Regions from separate parts of the Homo sapiens genome. Here region 2 is linked to region 1. The links are chromatin loops, found by intact Hi-C in ENCODE. Cell type or tissue: Caco-2. All regions are shown on one strand. Each heading gives the region's core, and the rest is flanking DNA. Links, peaks and the distances in the headings are about the cores only.

Region 1 (10,280 bases), core at 799-8,798:
CTTGCTCTAGGTAAACTCTTACTTTGGGATCTTTTGCTCTCCTCAGTCTCTTTTGCTTTTCCTCAAGCCTCCTGCCCACCACCCCCCACCGCCCCAATATCTTTCAAAACCTTATCTGCCCTTTGTCTAGATTCCCCTTAGAAATCATTCATGATTAAAGTAGCAAATATCTTCTGTAAGGTATTTGCAATTAACAGTATTCCCACCTGTATTTCCATATTTAACAGTGGAAAGCTGAGGAAATCAAAACTTCAGAAGTTCCAGGCCCCAACAGTAAGTGATGAAAGAGAGTATGTGAGGCGTTCAAGTACCTCTATGATACAGTTTGGCTCTGTGTCCCACCCAAATCTCATGTGGAATTGTAATCCCCACTTGTTGAAGGAGGAGCCTTGTAGGAGGTTATTGGATTATGGGGGCTCAGATTTCCCCCATGCTGTTCTCCAGATAGTGAGCTCTCACCAGATCTGATGGTTTAAAAGTGTGTGCCACTTCCCCTTTCACTCACTGTGCCACCATGTGAAAAAAAGGTGCCTGCTTCCCCTTTGCCTTCTGGCATGATTGTCAGTTTCCTGAGGCCTCCCAGTCATGCTTCCTGATAAGCCTGTGGAACTGTGAGTCAATTAAACTTCTTTTCTTCATAAATTACCCAGTCTCAGGTAGTTCTTTATAGCAGTGTGAAAACGGACTAGTACGCTCTAAAATCACTTCTATCTACCAAAACCTGGATATTGTACCATATTGAGGTCATACTCTTCTGATTTTATTACCTGTATGGAACACTTAAGAATCTTACTAATCCTAATGACAGAACTCTGCTAGCAAAAAAAAAAAAAAAAAAAAATCGTAAGAATTTATGATAAAGACCCCAAAAGCAAATACGATAAAATTAAAAATGAGACTTAAAGATCTCTGCAAAACAAAAGAAATTATCAACAGATTTGAAAACAACCTACAGAATGGGAGAAAATATTTGTGCACTATGTGTCCAACAAAGGACTGAGATACACGATCTACAAGGAACTTAAGCAAATCAACAAGAAAAAAACAAAGGGCGGTCGCCGCTGTAACCGCTTCTACCCCGCCATGCAGGGCACGGCGACACACAGGCCCCTGCAGGAGGCAGCTGCCCACATGGGGAGCTGTGCCCACCTGAGCACGGCAGCCGCGCCTTCTGCCACCACAGACCCGACCGCCTAGGTTCCTTCGGGGCTGGGATTTGCTTTAAGATGTGCCCCAGCAGGAGGCTCTGTGGGGAGAGCCGCGGAAGCCGGTGAGGACGCTTGAGTGGAGCCCGTGCCCTCCGCAGCCGCAGACCCCACTCAGGGCGCGAGGCTGAAGCCACTGGGATTTGACGTTGGAGGTGCGCGCCCGCAAGGGTCATCTGAGGACCTTTCCCGCCCCTCAGGGCCAGCCCTGCTGCCACCTCCCCCGAAACCCCCCAGCCCCCCACGCCGCTTCCTCGTTCTCCATATCTAGGGCCTTATTCTCTCTCTGAGCAGACCCGGCAGCCTCCCTCCCATCTCCAGCTGCCTCCCGCCTCATCAGCACCCCGACTCCTCCCTCAGTGGGGGCACCAGGCTGGAGGGGAGGGATCCCCGTTCCCCGACCCCTCAGCGTGCCCCTGGATCCCCCGCAGTGGCCTAGGTGAGTGCGGCCCTTCAGCAGGATCAGCTCCGAAGTCGTCAGGGCCAGCAATGCCTGACTGTGCGCTTAGCCCTGGAAGAAGAAAACACTAACAGAAAGGAGAAGTGCCACAGCTTTTAGCCCAGATAAAGTCCTGCAAAAACTTTAACCCAGGGAAAGTCCTTCCACTAGCATCACACATGTGCAATTCTGTCATCATTTGTGTGCTCCAATAGGACTCTGCGGATTGACAGCCAGGTAGAACTCGGAAGAGGCCTGCACAGACAGGAGGAGCAGCTTTTCCTATTCAATGATCTGTTAGGTGTGGCCAAACTCAAATACAACATAACTGTAAGATACAAAATAAAATTAGATTAACTGGTATATGGACAGCAAGCTGTCTGGATGAAGTGGCAGAAGGCAACACCAATTCCATGAAATCCTTGGCTCTGGGCTGACTCACAGTGAACTTTGTGGCCACTTTCAGTTCTCCAGATCAGAAGGACAAATAGCTCTCTCTCCTTCAGAGATACATCAATCTAGAGAAAGAGAAGGACGACCCAAAGGGCATTTCCCTCAAAATCTCCACCAAGGACATTGAGAATTATGCCTATTCTAAAACTATAACAGTAATGGATTCACATACAGAAAATGAAGATATCAACATATCATTACCAATGCTAAGGATAGCTGGCCCTGAGAGAGGTTACAAGTTATGGGTCAATTCTGGCAAAGAAGAGGCTTCATGCCTACTCACGGGGCATGAAGATCTATATGGAATTAAAATGAGCCACCTTCGAGACACTGCACTGCTAACACCAGAACCAAAGGACTCTACCACCCTTTTCAACCAACAAGCACCCTTCTTCACAGACCAGCTCTTGGCCTGTGGAGGATGTGGCCAGCCCAGACTCAGGGCCTACAGTGACCTGTAGTCCCAGCTACTCAGGAGGCTGAGGAACGAGAATCGCTTGAACCCGGGAGGCGGGGTTTGCTGTGAGCCGAGATCACACCGCTGCATTCCAGCCCGGGCTGCAGAGCAAGACTCTGTCTCAAATAAATAAATAAATAAATAAATAAATATGTATTTTTTTGTACATGCAGAAACTAGAAGCTACTGCTAACTTTTAAAATTCTTTGGTTTTCAAGGCACTGATAATGTATGTGTATGAAGTCCATGCTGCCTGTTAAATAAAATGCCTTTTGCAGAATTAACCATCACACCAGAAAGAAAAAAAAAAAACTCCATTACAAAGTGGGCAAAGGACATGAACAGAACAAACACTTCTCAAAAGAAGACATACAAGCGGCCAGCAAAAATATGAAAAAATATTCAATATCACGAATCATAAGAGAGATGCAAGTCATAACCACAATGAGATACCATCTCACACCAGTCAGAATGGCTATTTTTAAAAAGTCAAAAAATAACAGATGTGGCTGAAGCTTTGGAAAAAAGGGACAGTTTATACACTGTTGGTGGGAACGCAAATGACTTCAGCTACTGTGGAAAGCAGTTTGGAGATTTCTTAAAGAACTAAAAATGGAATTACCTTGTGACCCAGCAAATCCTATTACTGGGTATATACCCATAGGAGAATAAATCTACTACCAAAAAGACATCTGCACTCATATGTTCATCACAGCACTATTCACAATAGCAAAGACATGGAATCAATCCAGGTGCTCATTAACAGTGGATTGAGTAAAGAAAATGTGGTACATACACACCATAGAATACTACACAACCATAAAAAAGAACAAATCATGTCCTTTGTAGCAACATAGATGCAACTAGAGTCTGTCATCCTGAGCAAATTTATACAGAAACAGAAAACCAAATATTGCGTGTTCTCACTTATAAGTGGGAGCTAAATATTGGGTACACATGGATTTAAAGATGGGAACAATAGATGCTGAGGACTCCAAAAGGTAAGAGAGGCAAGGATTGAAAAACTGTCTATGGGGTACTACGTTTGCTACTTGAATGATGGGATCATTAAAAGCCCAAACCTCTGCATCATGCAACGTTACCCATGTAGCAAATCTGCACATGTACCCCCTGAATCTAAAATAATAAAAAATTGCAGACTAAAGCACTATACCTCAAACGAACAGGTTTTGCTTGATTTGCTTTCATACCTAGATTCGGCAAATAACATGTAGAAATTTGTCTAAATCACCCAGGAGTCTTAGACAACCAACTTTCAAAATCTAAAATACGATAACTAGTGGATTTCTTGCCTTCATTTTGTATTAGGGTTTTCCCAAAGAATAAACTCAGAGGCAAGCCCTTCAGGGGAACGCTTGATGTGTTATGGTGAATCTGAAACTTTTGTCCTCTAAAGAGCCTTTTTTTTTTTTTTTTTTTTTAGAGACAAGGTCTCACTGTCACCCAGACTGTAGTGCAGTGGCACAATCACAGTTCACTGCAGCCTCGACCTCTCAGGCTCAAGCCATCCTCCCACCTCAGCCTCCCTAGTAGCTGGGACCACAGGTGCATAGCCCGATGCCTAGACAATTTTTTATATTTTTGTAAAGACAGGGTCTCGCTATGTTGCCCAGGCTGGTCTCAAACTCCTGGGCTCAAGTCATCCTCCCGCCCCTGCCTCCCAAAGTGCTAGGATTACAGGCATGAGCCACCATGCCCAGCCAGGAGGGCTTCTTTTAAAAGCGATAATAGCTACTTCAGAGAACAAGCCCCCACTACAAATTCATTTTCCAGATTCTATAAGCTTCCTGTTGAGTGGCAAGAACAAATATTTCAGGGAGAATTCTAAGGTATAGTATCAGTCGAATGTCTGTCAGTTTAAAATGGGGACTTACGGTCATTTAAAAGATAAACTAGCATGAGGATGGCTTGAGACCGGGGGAGCAGAGGTTGCAGTGAGCCGAGATCACGCCACTGCACTCCAGCCTGGGAGACAAAGTGAGGGTCCATCTCAAAAAATAAATTAAATAAATCAATAAAAAGTAAAAGATAAACTACTATGAGCAGAGTGTCTTTTTTTCTACCCTGCTTTCAGTACTTGCTAGGAGTAAGGTGATGAAGATCCCTTTCTTGCTCAGTTAATGTGACAGCAGTCATGCCTGCTGACATAACCGCGGAATGCCAAATGACCTATTCATTCATTTCATTCCTTGCACTAGAACATCAGAGCAGAGAATCCACAAATGCACCCACATATCCAAAGCTGATGGCATTTTGGCCTCTTTCTGCCCCCATTACTGTGAAAAGATTTCTCCAAGGGAACCTGAAAGTAATCTTTGTGGGTTGCAGCAAACGTACACACCCTTTTGGAATTTTATCAGGCAATCTTAGCACAGGGCAGCTCAAACAAAGCAGGGCCCCACAGCGTCAGTGGCCTTCACTTAAGCACTAGAGGAACACAATACCAGCCTGTAACCGTCTCCTTACAGGTGGGTGTTGGCTCATTTTAAGCAGATGGTGGATTTATGATTCTAATGTGCCGTATATTGCTCAATGGACAAATATTTGCACTGGACCAGAATAAATAAAAAAAAATTCTTCAGCTTAGCTTCCAAAGAATATCAGAAGTTTTAGGACACCTCAGCATTTGAACATTATAGGAAGTGAGTGAATAAGCCGCGACTCCTATCTTTCCTTTTTCTTCTGCTTCAAACCTGCCCTGAAAAATGAAAGAAAATGTTTGGAAGGCACAAGCATAGTGAGTTATATTCAGGAACTGCTATGTTTCTCCCATTGAGAGAACTCTTAAAAATGTACAGTATAAGCATATTTTAGCTCTAACAAAAAGATTCAAGTTAAATTTCCAACTGGAACCAGAAAATGGAGCCTATCTACTTTCCTTCCTCTAGTAATTTCTGTTGTTTCTTTCCATAGTATGACAGGGGTCATTTTTTTCCCCCAGGTGTGAATGTACTCATGAAGAAATCTGAGTAATGCTCAACAGGTTTAACAAAACATTAGTTTCACATTACACCTTTAGGGCAAGGGTATCTGCTCTGTCTCTTCTTTATGGGCTTTTTCTTTTTGTTTTTCATATACTTGTCGAAGAGCTGGATATTTTTATTTGATCTTGTTTCCCTGCAGAACTTGAAAGGGCTGCACCACTGCCGAGCTATGGGACAGATGGATTTCAACAGAGTGATGACATTATGGGAAGCACATTAACCTTCTCCAAAGCAGCAACAAAAGAAAAGCAAGATTCAATCACTGGAATGAAAAACTATTTCACAAATTCAGTGAATGTTTTAAGTCCTCTAAAATTTGGCATTTTGACTTTTGGAATTAATGAGTAGGAAAATTTATTTAAAATGAATATTCCCCCAAAAAGAGAAGCCATTTGAACCCTAAACTCTCTCATCCAACAGAGCTAGCAAATTAGATTTAAGAAGAAAGATAATTTGATTCCTCTGAGTTTCTCTACAAGGAAACATCAATCAGAGTGAAAGAAGAATACACACTTTCCAAGGAACTTCTTGCATTTCCCTCCAGGAGGAAAGTCCAGAGAAATAATTGGGTCTTTTAATCCTCCGAGAATGGTCTCCAATGGCTGGCACTAGGACCAAAAATCTCAGCAACCACGGGGAGATGGCAGTGTGGTAAGACATGGGGGAAGGTGGAATAAAAGAGAAACAAAAGAGATGGGTATCTGCAAGAGATGTGGGAAAAATATTAGGGACAAACAGACACACACGTGTATACACACACATTCATTGTTCCCCTCTCCCCTCTCTCTTCTACAAATTTGAGAGAATTAAAGGAGAAAAGGAAAGACACTTAAGAGAAATGAGGCTATGAACTATGGCATAGATCTCCATTAATGTTCTTTGAGAACTGCAAGTAAATATGGGAATATTTTCAATTCTTTTTATTGGATAGAGCCTTATAGTGCCTGAGAGTTAGTTGAATTAGAATCATTACTTTGGTAAAATGTTCTGCTTACTTTATTTATTTATTTATTTATTTATTTATTTATTTATTTTTCTCTGAAATATATGGACATATAAATGACATTCTGCTTAATTATGATTCATCATTCATGAAATATTATCTTCAAAGCATAGATATTAGAACATATCTGTCTTAAATATAAAACATGATTAAATTATTCTTTGATTATATACATATCTTTCACTCCCTACTCAAACTCTCATCAGGATTCCACAGTGTTAATACCCCTCTTGAAACAATTCCTCTTTTTGTTACTGTAACTCTCCATCCTCCATTTCCCAACTGCCTTTCTGGCCAATTTTCCCTAATCTCGTCCCAAGCTCTTCTAGTCAACCTCCAAACTTTGAAGTGCATGAGCTCTATCCCAGGCTCTCCTTAACTCTTTATCTACAATCTCTCCATGGATTACTTCATCTCATTTCATTTATTTAAAACCCAATTACATGTTGATGTCTCGCAAACCATATCTTCAGCCTTGATTTCTCCACTGAGTCACACACTCATATATAAAACTATATAATTGGCATATCCTCATCAAAGAAAAACAGTTCTTTTACACTTTAACATATCGGGAACTGAAATCCTTGTTTTCCACCCATGCCCAAACCAGCTACTCCCATTTCAGTAAATGGCATCATCTTAATTTTTTAAACCAAAACCTTCCTACAGTTTTGGGGAGGTCATCCATGATTATTTGTATTCCTCGTTTCCTAAAAACAACCCTTTAACAAGTCCTGTTGGTGCTAGTGCCAAAATATATTTTTTTCTATATGTGTTTTTCTCTATTTGCAATGTCACTAGCCTAGGTTTAATCACTACTCCCTTACATACATTACTACAATGACATCTTACCCTTTCTCCATGCTCTGGTTTTTCCCTTTGTGAGTCAATAGATACCTTTATTATTTAAACTAGAATAAACTTTTTAAAAATGGCACAAGGGCAATGCCATTCCCTGGCATAAAACCATTACTTTTCAATGGACTGTGACTCTACAGGCCAAAACAAGGAAATCCAAATCAAGTTGGCTTAAACAATGAAGGACATTTATTAACTTATATTTTAAAAATCCAGAGCTCAAAATTGTCATCAAAGTCCCGTTTTCTACTTTCTTCTACCATCCACAATGTTGAATTTCTCCCAATGACAGCTCATAAGATGTCTACAAAATGCAATCAGGACAACAAGTTGTTTTCATGTCCAAAAGGAAGGAGAAAGGGTCCTCTAGTTTTCCCTGGAAACAATGTCTTGACCATGGAGTTGAAATACGCTGATAGGCCCAAGCCAACCAGGACCCAATCATGGAAATGGAGAGCAGTCAGCTTCCTCTTGAAGTACATGACCAATGCATAAAGGAAGGTAAAACTCAAAAAGTAGGGAACATCAAATAGAGGAAAACGGAGGTTAAGGAGGCAACTAACAATATCAATGATTCCTAGCAGGTCAAATGCTTATGATCCATTTCTGTTTCCCTGCTCTTCTCTCCATCAGTTGAGTATCAATCTCTCTCTTGCTTACTTGGGATGTCAGGGACACCGGCTGCTTACTTTGTTCTATCACGCTGAGAATCTCTTTCCTACCTCAGATTATTTGCACTTGCTGCTCCTGCCTGAAACACTTTTTCCCAGGCAGCTCTTCAAACGACTAGTTCCTTTTGTTCTCTCATCTAAACTCAGAACACTGCCTCTTTGGCTTTAGTAAACCCTGGCAGTTGTACACACCAACCATCTAACCAGGTAGTCTTAGAAAGCACTACATCTCTTTGGGATTGTATCGCATGCAATATAATTACTTAAAAAGTCATTCTACCTTTAATTACTACAATTTATACATTACGAACTGAAATAGATGCTTCATTTAATCTAAAAACAGTTACTTGCTGTTTTTCCCTTCGAAACAAAAGGAAATTCTCAGAGGAGTATAGAACCAATCTCTTGAAACCTTTCTTCCTCAGCGGACCAGAAAGTCAGTTGTAAGAGCAACAGCCTGACTAAAAGAAAGAATGTAAACCAAAAGATGTGGAGCTATTGAGTCAGGGATTATGGCTACAATGGCCCCAGTAGATCAACCATTTACTACCTGGTTGGTCACTACAATGCTTTCCTTTTATAAGCACTACCTAAAAGAATCCCAACTCTTATTACAATGTGATCATTCTTTTAATGAATATCAGGACCTTGAACTGGCCCGATCCAGCACATGAAAATCACTAAACACATGAAAATCACTAAGTTAAACCTGTAGGAACATGACTGAACTCTGAAAATTGGATACGGTGGATGAAAACAAGAATCAGCAATGTTTAGCACTTTCACCACTACCAATGATGAAAAAAACTGTAAGTTGATACGAAAGCTTGCAAGGTACTCTGATATTTTGGAAAAAGCTAAATATAAGATAATCAATTTAGGAAAAAATATTACAAGAAAAATGTCAGAATAAAATGAGGTACCAGAGAACTTTGATGCAGGAGCTGCCTTTATGTACGGAAGAATAGACTAATTGGCAACACCAGCAGTTCCCCAAGTAAATTGGGCTGGGTTTGGGCTGTATCCCTGTGAAACCTAATTCTAGCAGTGACTTTGTTAAATATTGATTCCCAAGTGTCTGTATGTGAAGACAATTACCCGAGGGAAATGGGCTTTCATACATATACTTTCGAGGTAACAATGGATGCTAACACTGGCCTTATTTTAGAGCCTGCTAGATCTCTGACACTCTTTCACTATTCAGTTTAACATTGCAGCAATGACTTAGGAGGGTTCTTGAATTATTTGTCCTGTCCTTATCTATGCATGCCATTGTTGCAACAATAGTATATGTCAGATAGGTTAAAAATGTATAATATATGCATTTTACCAAAATAAGACAGCATCTATTGTAAGAAGGATCATTATTTTATATATAACACCAAAAATGACTTAAATTCGATGATGAAACATGACCAATTGTAAAAGGCATTCTCATTTCAGAGTTGGCAAAATGTTGAAAAAAATGTGCATCTGAGGATAGAAGAAATATAATTGTAAAAGACAGAACTGAAAGCTAATCTTGATTTCTAAGCTTAGATTTACTAATTCACAGTTTCCTGGATCCCAGAAACTGTGGATTAAGTTACTAAACTGTTAAGCTACTAAAAAAAAGGGATACAACTGTAACTCTAACACTTTGGGAGGCCACAGGGGTGGATCACTTGAACCAAGGTGTTGGAGACCAGGCAGGGCAACATGGCAGAACCCCGTGTCTACAGAATGTTTCTTTTAAAAAACAGCTGGGCATGGTGCCACATACCTGTAGTCCCAGCTACTTGGGAGGCTGAGGTGGAAGGCTCACTTGAGCCCGGGGCGGGTGGAGGTTGCAATGACCTGAGATCGTGCCACTGCACTCCAGCCTGGGTGACAGAGTGAGACCCTATCTCAAAATAAATAAATAAATAAAGTTTTTAGTATATTTGGAATTTAACATTTTCAATCTATACACCTAAAAAGTAAACTGAACTCTCCCTGCCTGGAATTTTAATATTATTTTCACTTACCTCTATACCTTACAATGTTCAAGTGAGGGTTTTGGAGCCAAAGCTTAATAGATATTTGACATTGACAAGTTATACAAATTCTTCATGACTCAGTTTGTTCATTTGTAGGTAGGGAAAATAATACAGGTAATAGTAGTACTCTTGTCGTATTATTGGAAGATTTAAATATATATATACAGTGTT
Region 2 (10,280 bases), core at 1,025-9,024, 95 kb after region 1:
CACACTTTATCTACTATAAAATGCATCCCAGGCCGGGAGCATTTTATAGTAGATAAAGTGCTCATGCTTGTAATCCCAGCACTTTGGGAGACCGAGGCGGGTGGATCGCCTGAGGTCAGGAGTTCAAGACCAGCCTGGCCAACACGGCGAAACCCCGTCTCTACTAAAAATACAAAAAATAAGCTGGACATGGTGGCGGGCACCTGTAATCCCAACTACTCAGGAGGCTGAGGCAGGAGAATCGCTTGAACCCAGGAGGCGGAGGTTGCAGTGAGCCAAGATCGCGCCATTGCACTCCAGCCTGGGCAACGAGAGTGAAACTCCATCTCAAAAATACAAATAGAAACAATAAAATGCATCCCAACTTCAGAGGTGATAAAAATATAAATTAAGGTGTTTATGAAGTAATTCAGTATAATTTTTATGCTGCATGAGAATTTTTCTCAAAACAACCAAAAGTATAAGGAAAAAGAATCACGAAAAAGAGAAAGAAACAAACATGGAAAGATGTTATAAGAATGAACACACACAGGAGAAACAAAACTGCAACTTCTGAAATTTCCCTCCTGATTTTAAAACTGGCAGGGCAACTCTTAAAAAGTCCCAGTAAATATATGTTTGGTCATATTTTTCAGTTTGGTTCTATTTAACAAAGTCAGCTACCTTTTTTTTGGTTGTTTGTTTTTAATAGAGCTTTCTTCTCTGGTTAAGAAGCACAAGGAGACACATTATAAAGCTTCAAAATATTACGTATTTTAATACAAATTTTATTTCATATTTTCTAAAATTTCCCACAAATCACTAAGCATAATTTTCAAAAGTTTTTTTCACTACTTGTCAAAATCTTTTCAGCCTAAAATATTCCTATAAACTATTAAAAATAAGTCATTTTCCCAAATCATTTTCATTTTTATGTATATCCTAAATGGTATCAAAAAGACCCACACACTATTTCTACATTTCCTTGATTCAATCACACCTCCTTTATTCCCCCAACTTCTCTAACCCACAAATATCTGCCACAGTCCTAAATTTTATGGTACCTAAAGTCAGTATATTCCTTATACGCCATTTAATTTTCCCATTCCATGTCTCTCATCTAGATCCTGTCTTCACAATGCATTTGCCTTTATAGGTATTTATTATTTCCCACAGTTCTCAAAAGAGTGCACACAGTAGACAAAAGTTTATTGACTGAATACAATTCCTGAAAACATATGTATAAAAGGTAGTAAATAAAAAAGAGCCTTCATAAAAGCACATTGATTTTTACGCCCTGTTTGGTTTGCTGCTGTATTTCCAAACTGAGAACAGAGCCTGGCACACAGTAGGCACTCAATAATTGTTGAATGAAGAAACTGAAAGTTTCTTTAAATGCAGGAAGCTCTGAGGCAAGTCATTCTCTTAGAATACTGTGAAGGTGAATTCAGGAATGTAGCTTCCCCCTTTTCTTCTATATTTACAAACTGTTAACACATACTACACTAATTTAAGCTTGTCCAGTACTGGCGATCCTATTAACTAAAATAATCAAGCCATAAACAACAAGAAAAATCAACTGTTAACATTTTGCCTAGTGATCAAATTTCCTTGTTTGGGACTTCCAACTTGTTTTTAGTGACATGCTTTCTGAGCTGATCATGAATGTGGCACGAATCTCAGGCTCATCAGCAAGCCACCAGAGCATGTGGACAGTTCAGCTGATACAGTCCTAAGTTCCTCAGTAAAATGCTTCAACACAGCAATGATGATGTTTCAGGCATCTGCCGTTCCCATATGCAATCCTGGTTTAACCAACACTTTTAGAAATGACCTCAAATGTAATCCTGTAGCGTTGAGCACATTTTAGAGGCAGTGACCAGGGTGGGATTAGAACCTACAAAGAATGTTTCTATTCATGACTTATAGAGAAATGTCTCCCAAGTCTTCATGCTCAATCCCATCCCCAACTGCCTCACATTTTTTTCATCTTAAAATGTTGAGAAAGAGATCAGGGGAGAAATAGAAGCTAAATAATGGCCATGGCACATTTTCAGCATCTATCTAAGACTTGATCCAACTTTTACCTGTCACTTGCCTCCACTTTAAACTGCTGCAGTTATTTAAGCCTATTTACAATGTAAAAGAAGCAAGCAGCCACTAATTCATTTTAAGAAATGTCCCTTTGTCTAAAAAGTCTATGATTTAAAAGGGCTAGCCATTTTTATTGTCCCGTGAATTTCCAATTCATTAAGTTTTACTGCATAGCTATTAAAATCAATAGAACACACACTTTGAAGGTCAATAATTTAGAATAGATATTAAATAGTCTTAATATGTCCCTTTAGAATCACCTTTCTTTCGCCTCACTTTCCTGATATACTCTAAATACAACTAAAAATGATGTCTAGAAAGCAAGGAACTTCATTTTAAAATAACTTGCCTTTTTAAAAAAGATTATACATTGATATAGACCCTTCAGTGAAGTAAGTATGCAAAGTAGACATTCCACTCTGTGTAAGCAGGCACTGTAAGACTAAGTGTCTGGCAAACAGATGACTAAATCATTGGCAGAAAAAAAACAGAACTCAGGTCACAAAATAAGGAATTTAAAGTTCCAAGCAGGCCACTCACACTGATTTAAAAAAAAAAAAAAAAACCCTAGAGAACTGGTCAGCATTTACTTAATAAACAGCCAGGGTGATAAGCATACCTCAGGGTGATACAGATGAATTTTGATCTGAAACTTGACATGTATCTCCAAGGAACTGTATCACCAGGTGTTCTAAAATTTTTTTCCCAAGTCTACTATTAATGACCATGTTGACCAGATTCTTACTAACTAGCCATAAAAGCGTACTCAATGCCTGTTTCTGTCTTGCCTTCAAAGCTTGCAGTCATGTTCACATACAAAGGAACAGTAAAGGTAAAATGACCCAACCTCCTTCTCCTGTTGGTGACCACAAGGCAGCCTCTCTATTCCAAGGAGGTAATCTAAGCTTGCACAGATGGCCTAGCTCTCTGCTAATGCAGGGGTGCTGGGTTTGTTTTCAGGGTGGGTGCTGCAAAGCGCCAGGTATATTTATAGAAGGGAGCAAGACTACTATGGAGGGATGATGACAGAAGAGGAAGTTTCTTCCGCCCGGTAGAGACAGCCTGTGGAAAGATCTGGATTCCACAGCCTAGGTTCCACTCCTGACTCGTCAACTACCAGCTATGTAAACTTACTAAAACCTTTTTGGTCTGTTACCTTATGTATAAAATGCAGATAATGCCCCATTCCCTCAGAAGGTTGTCAGAATGATGAACGAGCATTGTGTATGTAAAACCTGGGACGTGATAGGCATTCAATAAATGTCGATCTGTCCTGCCCATCCTCCTGTTCACCCAGAATTGCGCCTCAAAAAATCACAAAGAGAGCCTGCAGCGTTAAAACTAAGAGGCCCAAGCTGGTTGGCAGGGAAAGAAACGACTTGGGTGGGGGCTCGCTTATTTCCTGGAGGACTTGGTTTAAAATGGAGTTAGGATATTGATCATGGACAAGACACACAGAAAAAGCACCAAGTACTAGCAAAACTGACAACAACAAAAACAAAAAGACATCCCTTTACTGTGAGCACGAAACAAACTTCGGAAGCAGCGGACATCCTGTGAACCTACTCAGTGGCCTCAATTAAAATCCCGAGGGTACCAAGAGCTAACCCAGAGGCACACCAGCCATATGCCGCCTCGTCAGTTTCAGGCCACGCCATTCCGCAAAACTGTCCGCAAGCCCTGACGGCTCTCGCGCCTCCACGCCTGGCCCAGATGCGTCTGGATGTCAGGAGCGAGCGGCAGAAGGGTACGGGGTGGGAAAGCGGAGAGGTCCGGTTGAATGTTTGAAAAACAAGGCGGTGGGTGAGGGGGCGGGGTGGAGCAATGTGGCAGAGACGCGGCCAGCGAGCCTGAGAGACCGCGGCTTCACAATGAACGAAAGGAAGAGACTGCGACAAGCGCCGGCGCCCGGTCCCCGGCGGGGACGGATGGTGAGGCCGGGGGCGCGCAGACGTGGGAAGCCGGGAAGGGGGCGCGGGATGCAACGAGTGAGTCGCTGACCAGGCAGGGAAGCCAAAGAGCTCCCAAGCAGGTGCAAAGCCCCCAAGCGAGCAGGAACGGACTGGGGATACTCACGGTGTAAAGCAGGTTGAGGGCGCACAGGCAGTTCTTGGAACACGCGAAGCCCCCGCAAACCATCTTGGAACCTGTGGTTGCCGGCAGCTGCACGTAAATTCGACTCCGGCGGAGGTTCCCTGACAGCTGCTTTGTCCTTGCCTTTGGGGCCTGGCCCAGGCGGGGCAGCAACGCAGACGTGGGTGGGGGGCCGGGGCCTGGGGCTGCAGTGCGCGGCGCGCGCGCGGCGGCGGCTCGGACCCGCTTTGGAACCTGCGGCCGCCGCAGCTGAGCCGGAGCAGGAGCCCGAGCCCCGCCCAGCCCCTTCGTCTCGCCCCGCGCGCTGATTGGCCGCTGGCAGGGAACAAAGGTAGAAATATGCAAATAAATGCGCTCCGCCGACCGGGATCCGGGAGGGGCGGAGCGGTCCCGGGGCGAGGGGGAGAGGGCCAAGGCCGTGTGGGAGGGAGCCCCAGGCCAGAGCGGCGGCCTTGGTGTAGTTTCCCCAGGAGCAGGTGAGGAGGGAGGGCGGGGCTCGGAGGAGATCCACGCTGGCAAGGAGAAATATGACAGCACCTCTGGATTCTTGGCCCTGGCAGATGACGTGGCACCATTTTGAATGAGATTTCAAAACTAAGCACCTGGCCTTGTTTGAGGGAAGGAAGGCAGGAAGCAAGTAATGAATGAAAACATGTGAAAGATTTAAAAGAGAACGAAGTAGAGGCAAATGAAAGGGAGAAAATAAGTGAAACAATAAAAAATAAAATAAAATCCCTGCTTCTCTCAGAAAATAAGATATGTGCCCTATAATTGTGACCTGGACAGGTCAGACTTATCCTACAAAGATTTGCAAAATACTAATAAACTTTATGAATACATGCATGCAAAGGAAAATCAAGAGCGGGAGAAGGTGGGGATGGTTAATAGGTCCAAAAAAATAGAAAGAATGAATAAGACCTACTATTTGATAGCACAATAAAGTGACAATCGTTAATAAGAACTTAATTGTGTATTTTAAAATAACTTAAAGAATGTAATTGGATTGTTTGTAACTCAAAGGATAAATGTTTCAGAGGATGGATACCCTATTCTCCGTGATGTGCTTATTTCACATTGCATGCCTGTATCAAAACATCTCATGTACCCCGTAAATATATACATCTGCTACGTGTCAACAAAAGTTTTTTAAAAAATTTTAAAAAGAAAATCAAGAGAGATTATTTTTGTGTTCTGGTCGTGAATTTCAATAAACTTATTTTTTCACAAAAATAACTGAAAATCTTCAAATAACTCAGACTTCACCTCAATTAATTCATTATCAGTTTACTGCTTCTCTACTATAGAAATGCATCTTGTATCCTTAATTCCTCACCTATAAATTGAGATTTTAGAAGTATGTCAAGCACTTTTTGCATAGTGGCTGGCACAGGGGAAGGCCTCAATAAATGTCAGCTAGTATTCATAGATCTGACATTTTGTAAAGGCCTACTGTGTTCCAGGCACTAAGCGAAGGCAATAAAGGTTTATTTACTTCATAGTAGTTTCTACCAAAGAAAAAGGTTTTATAAAGAGATTTGCAAGTTTACAATACTATATCTAACCTAAAGGTTCATACGGAGTAAATTATGTAATTGCAAATGCTAAATTGTATTAAATTAAATTAAACATTGCAGCTGATTAAAATAATTCGTCTTCTTAGAATTCTCTGCTCCCTCTTCCAGCCTCTCCTTCCCTCCCCTGACCCCACCATACCAACAAGACCTCATTAATTTGTTAGGCTTTCTATTCCACATTAACCTTTTATATACAGCTAGAAATATTTCAAAAACTAACCTGGAAAATGATCCTCAAACACAAACAATGCTTTGATGATGCTCAACTTTCCTTTTTAATAGCCAGAGGTTTACAAAAGATGAGGCATTGGCAGGGAAATCTATTCATTCTCTTCCCATTCCTGGGTGTCACCAACATTAGTACCACTTCAACTATCACTCAACCAACTATTGCAACTCTCTCTTTGGCTTCTGCATAATATCTTCACTATCTCCCTATAGGCTGAATCACTTTGTTTTCCCAGAGAAGTACCACCTATCAGTCAGGGTCCCAGCAAAAAGGAGATGACTCGTTCAAATAGCATAACTGAGAAGAATTTCAAAAAGGGACTATTTTCAAAAGTGTGGACAAAGTTAAAGGAAACCGGCTGGGTGCGGTGGCTCACACCTGTAATCCCAGCACTTTGGGAGGCCGAGGGTAGTGGATCACCTGAGGTCAGGAGTTTGAGACCAGACTGACCAACATGGTGAAACCCCGTCTCTACTAAAACTACAAAAATTAGCCAGGCGTGGTAGCGGGCACCTGTAATCCCAGCTACTTGGGAGGCTGAGGCAGGAGAATCACTTGAACCCAGGAGGTGGAGGTTGCAGTGAGCCAAGATCGCGCCACTGCTCTCCAGCCTGGGTGACAGAGTGAAATTCTGTCTCAAAAAGAAAAGGAAACCAACAAAGCATGATGAGGCAGCTCAGAGATAGTAAGAGCAGGAAGTTCTAATTACCCCTAAGACTAAGGGGGTGATTTAAGGGAACAGTTACAGAAGCCAGGCAAGAGCTATAGTTGTAGGAGAGTTGTCTGATAGGAGATACGGCTTTTGATAGAGGAAACAAAACAATGTCTGAAAATAGGAAAACAAATGGACATGTTGCAATTTCTCCTGATTTGGATATAGAAATTTTCAAAAGACCATTTGTTCCCACCCTAATAAGAACAAGCAGTCTGGACAACATAGTGAGACCCCATCTCTACTAAAAATTGAAAATATTAGCTGGGTGTGGTGGTGCATACCTGTAATCCCAGCTATCCCAGCTACTCAGGAGCCTGAGGGGGAAGGATTGCTGGAGCCCAGGAGATCAAGGCTGCAGTCAGCTATGATGGCGCCACAGCACTCCAGCCTGGGTGCAGACCAAGACCCTGTCTCAAAGTAAGTAAAAACAAGCTAGATAAGCTACCAAATCATACTTACAACAAAAAACTATCGAAGAACTGAGGGGCTAAAGGCACTAGAGGAACTAAAATCCAAGAAGTGATGAGACATTATTAGAGGGGGAAAAAAACTCATAGTCACTTTCATCTCTTATAGACTGGCTGTGGAAGGGAGAAACTACCTTTGAGAGGGATAAGGAGAAACTAAATGACTATTTAACCATCTTCTACTGCCCCTACCTGGACTATGTGACAGTTTATAATCCAGAGCCCCAGCTACAGAATGACTGCAACTATTTGCCAGCTCTAACCCATGGGCTTTCTTTTAAAACAAGACATATAAGCTACAAAGGCCGTGGTCAGGCAAGATTGCTGCATTAGTTCGTTTTCATGCTGCTGATAAAGACGTACCTGAAACTGGGCAGAAAAAGAGGTTTAATTGGACTTATATTTCCACATGGCTGGGGAGGCCTCAGAATCATGGTGGGAGGCGAAAGGCACTTCTTACATAGTGGTGGCAAGAGAAAAATGAGGAAGAAGTAAAAGCAGAAACCCTTGATAAACTCATCAGATGTCATGAGACTTATTCACTATCACGAGAATAGCATGGGAAAGACCGGCCCCCATGATTCAATTACCTACCCTGGGTACCTCCCAAAACATCTGGCAATTCTGGAAGATACAATTCAAGCTGAGATTTGGGTGAGGACACAGCCAAACCATGTCAAGTGCTAATAGATATTCTTCATCTCCAACTATTTCAAGGTGTATAAGCCTTCCCCAAATGCAAGATAGTGGCTAAAAGCTGGGGTAAAGTGAGGAAAAATAAGAAAAATTCCAGCAAAGCAATCTGGTTCTTTAACTCCAGGACTAACGTAGCAGCAGAAAAGAAAACTCTCTCTATGGTACACTGAAAGAGCCCTCCAATGGCTGGAATAGGATTCCACACAGGATAGCAAGAGATCTCACAAGATACAGAAAGCCAAGGATGTGAGTGGAGAGCAAAGACTATTCCCCAGCAAACAAAAAGGTAGCAGGCTGTAAAGCACAAAGATCTCCCAAGGCTCAGATTGCTGGTGGCTAGGCTGCAAAGCACGAAGAAATCTCTATGCAGACCTCCTTTCTGTAAGAGGAAAGTCTTGATCATGCCTTCAAGAATATTTGAAGCCAATAATGAACTGAATCTATTAAACCTATAACAAACCCTAATTCAGCTTAACTATAGTTTAGATGGACTTAGGCAACCACACCAGCAGCCTGACAGAATAAGGGATGTGCCATTTTCTGGGAGTAAATATTATTTACTTCAGGCTCTATTTTTCTTCAAGTTTGCAAGGCCACATTTTGGAAGAGCATATGTGATGAGACGTACTGTGGTGTCTTTAGAAAATAAAATCTGCCATAGGCAATGTCCTTCTTTCATATTATGCCTCCATATTGTTCCTTTGATGAAAAACTGCCTTTTTTTAAGTGAAAAAAAGAATGGGACACTGGACTACAGTTCTTCTCACAGAGTTATACTGGAGACTAAGCTATGAGATTACATATATTTCTGAGTGGAAGGAGAGCTTTTATTTTATTTTATTTTATTTTTAGATGGAGTTTCACTCTTGTTGCCCAAGCTGGAGTGCAACGGCACTATCTTGGCTCACAGCAACCTCCACCTCCCGGGTTCAAGCAATTCTCCTGCCTCAGCCTCCCAAGTAGCTGGGATTACAGGTGCGTGCCACCAAACCCTGCTAATTTTTTGTATTTTTAGTAGAGACGGGGTTTCACCATGTTAGCCAGGCTGGTCTGGAACTCCTGACCTCAGGTGATCCACCCACCTCAGCCTCCCAAAGTGCTGGGATTATAGGCGTGAGACGCCGGGCCTGGCCAAGGTTTTATTTTTATACAATAAAGTTGTCTTTATCCACAAAATCAATAGAATGGATAATTGAATTGTATTTCTTAAAAACTGGCCTTCTAAACTGTTTTAATTTAAGATCTTTAAGATGTAGAGTACTCCTCCAATGATTAGAAGAGACACAAGATGGAAATAAAGGTTTTATTACTTACTGGGTACCTGCATGCCTGGAGGCCACACACAGAGATATCCAGGAGTCTGCGCAGGGGGAGAGAGGGGGGTCTGTGGGCAAGTGCCCTTATTGGTTCCGGGGGTTTCCCGTGGGGAGTTTTAATTAGTGAGTTCATAACAAGCAGGCATGACTGCCAGGAGGTCACACAGTGACTGACAGGTGGTCATTGTGGCATGTCTGCACAGTCCATGCAGGTAGTGAGGCTCAGCGGGCCAGTCAGGCAGGCTGCACTGATTAATAGCCGTCCCACTGGGAGGTGGTCACCAGGAGGAAGCTGTATAAGGTAGATGTGTGGATTGGCCACATTGAGGAACTGGGAAGGTGTAGAACTGGAAACTGAGCCCTGCTTCTGATATGAGTCCAATTTCAAAATGTATGCCGTGGCAGCATAAAATTATAAGAATATACTACAGCCAGGCACGGTGGCTCACGCCTGTAATCCCAGCACTTTGGGAGGCCAAGGCAGGTGGATCAAGAGGTCAAGAGATCAAGACCATCCTGGCCAACATGGTGAAACCCCGTCTCTACTAAAAATACAAAAAATTAGCCGGGCGTGGTGGTGGGCGCCTGTAGTCCCACCTACTCAGGAGGCTGGGGCAGGAGAATCACTTGAACCTGGGAGGTGGAGGTTGCAGTGAGCCAAGATTGCGCCACTGCACTCCAACCTGGTGACAGAGTGAGACTCTGTCTAAAAAAACAAACAAACAGCAAAATATATATATATATATGTATATATACTACATAAGCAAACTATTTTTAACAGTTTTCAATTAGGAATAACAAAGACAAACATCAATTTTTCATATACTTTCTTAGTCTCTGAATAAATCTTTAATGTGAGATGACCTTCTAACAATTTAGGAGATCGGTACGCTTCCTTCCTCCTCCTTCTCCTCCTCTTCCTCCTCTTTTCCCACTCTTCCTCCTTTCCCCCTTCTCCTCCCCTTCCTCCCCTCCTCCTCTTCTTCCTCCTCCTTCTCCTTCTTCTTCCTGCTCGTTTAATATGTTTTTGAGGCCGGGCACAGTGATTCACGCCTGTAATCACAGCACTTTGGGACGCCGAGGTGGGTGGATCACCTGAGGTCAGGAGTTCCAGAC

Evidence for each region. A loop is a pair of places that touch in the nucleus more often than their neighbours do. Peaks named below come from ENCODE experiments on the same cell type or tissue, not always from the same donor. Only the 100,000 strongest peaks of a DNase experiment are listed, where the experiment ranks them.
Region 2: a loop joins it to region 1, with 3 times the contacts of the local background. A loop is called at or near these places in 2 of 110 quality-filtered maps.

What each region holds. Positions count from the first base shown.
Region 1 is chr7:16,842,236-16,852,515 of GRCh38, reverse strand. It overlaps the pseudogene LOC100287613. Among named protein-coding and RNA genes, the nearest start is that of AGR3, 35 kb to the left of the region's middle. In Caco-2, for the core only: no CTCF peak of the experiment used is centred there; DNase peaks (open chromatin) are centred at 4,985 and 5,715.
Region 2 is chr7:16,747,900-16,758,179 of GRCh38, reverse strand. It overlaps TSPAN13 (tetraspanin 13), which reads right to left and starts at 4,425. Exons shown (of 6, transcript NM_014399.4): 1 at 4,150-4,425. The coding sequence starts at 4,212. RefSeq lists a silencer at 1,542-1,836. In Caco-2, for the core only: no CTCF peak of the experiment used is centred there; DNase peaks (open chromatin) are centred at 3,889 and 4,569; H3K4me3 peaks cover 3,138 bases.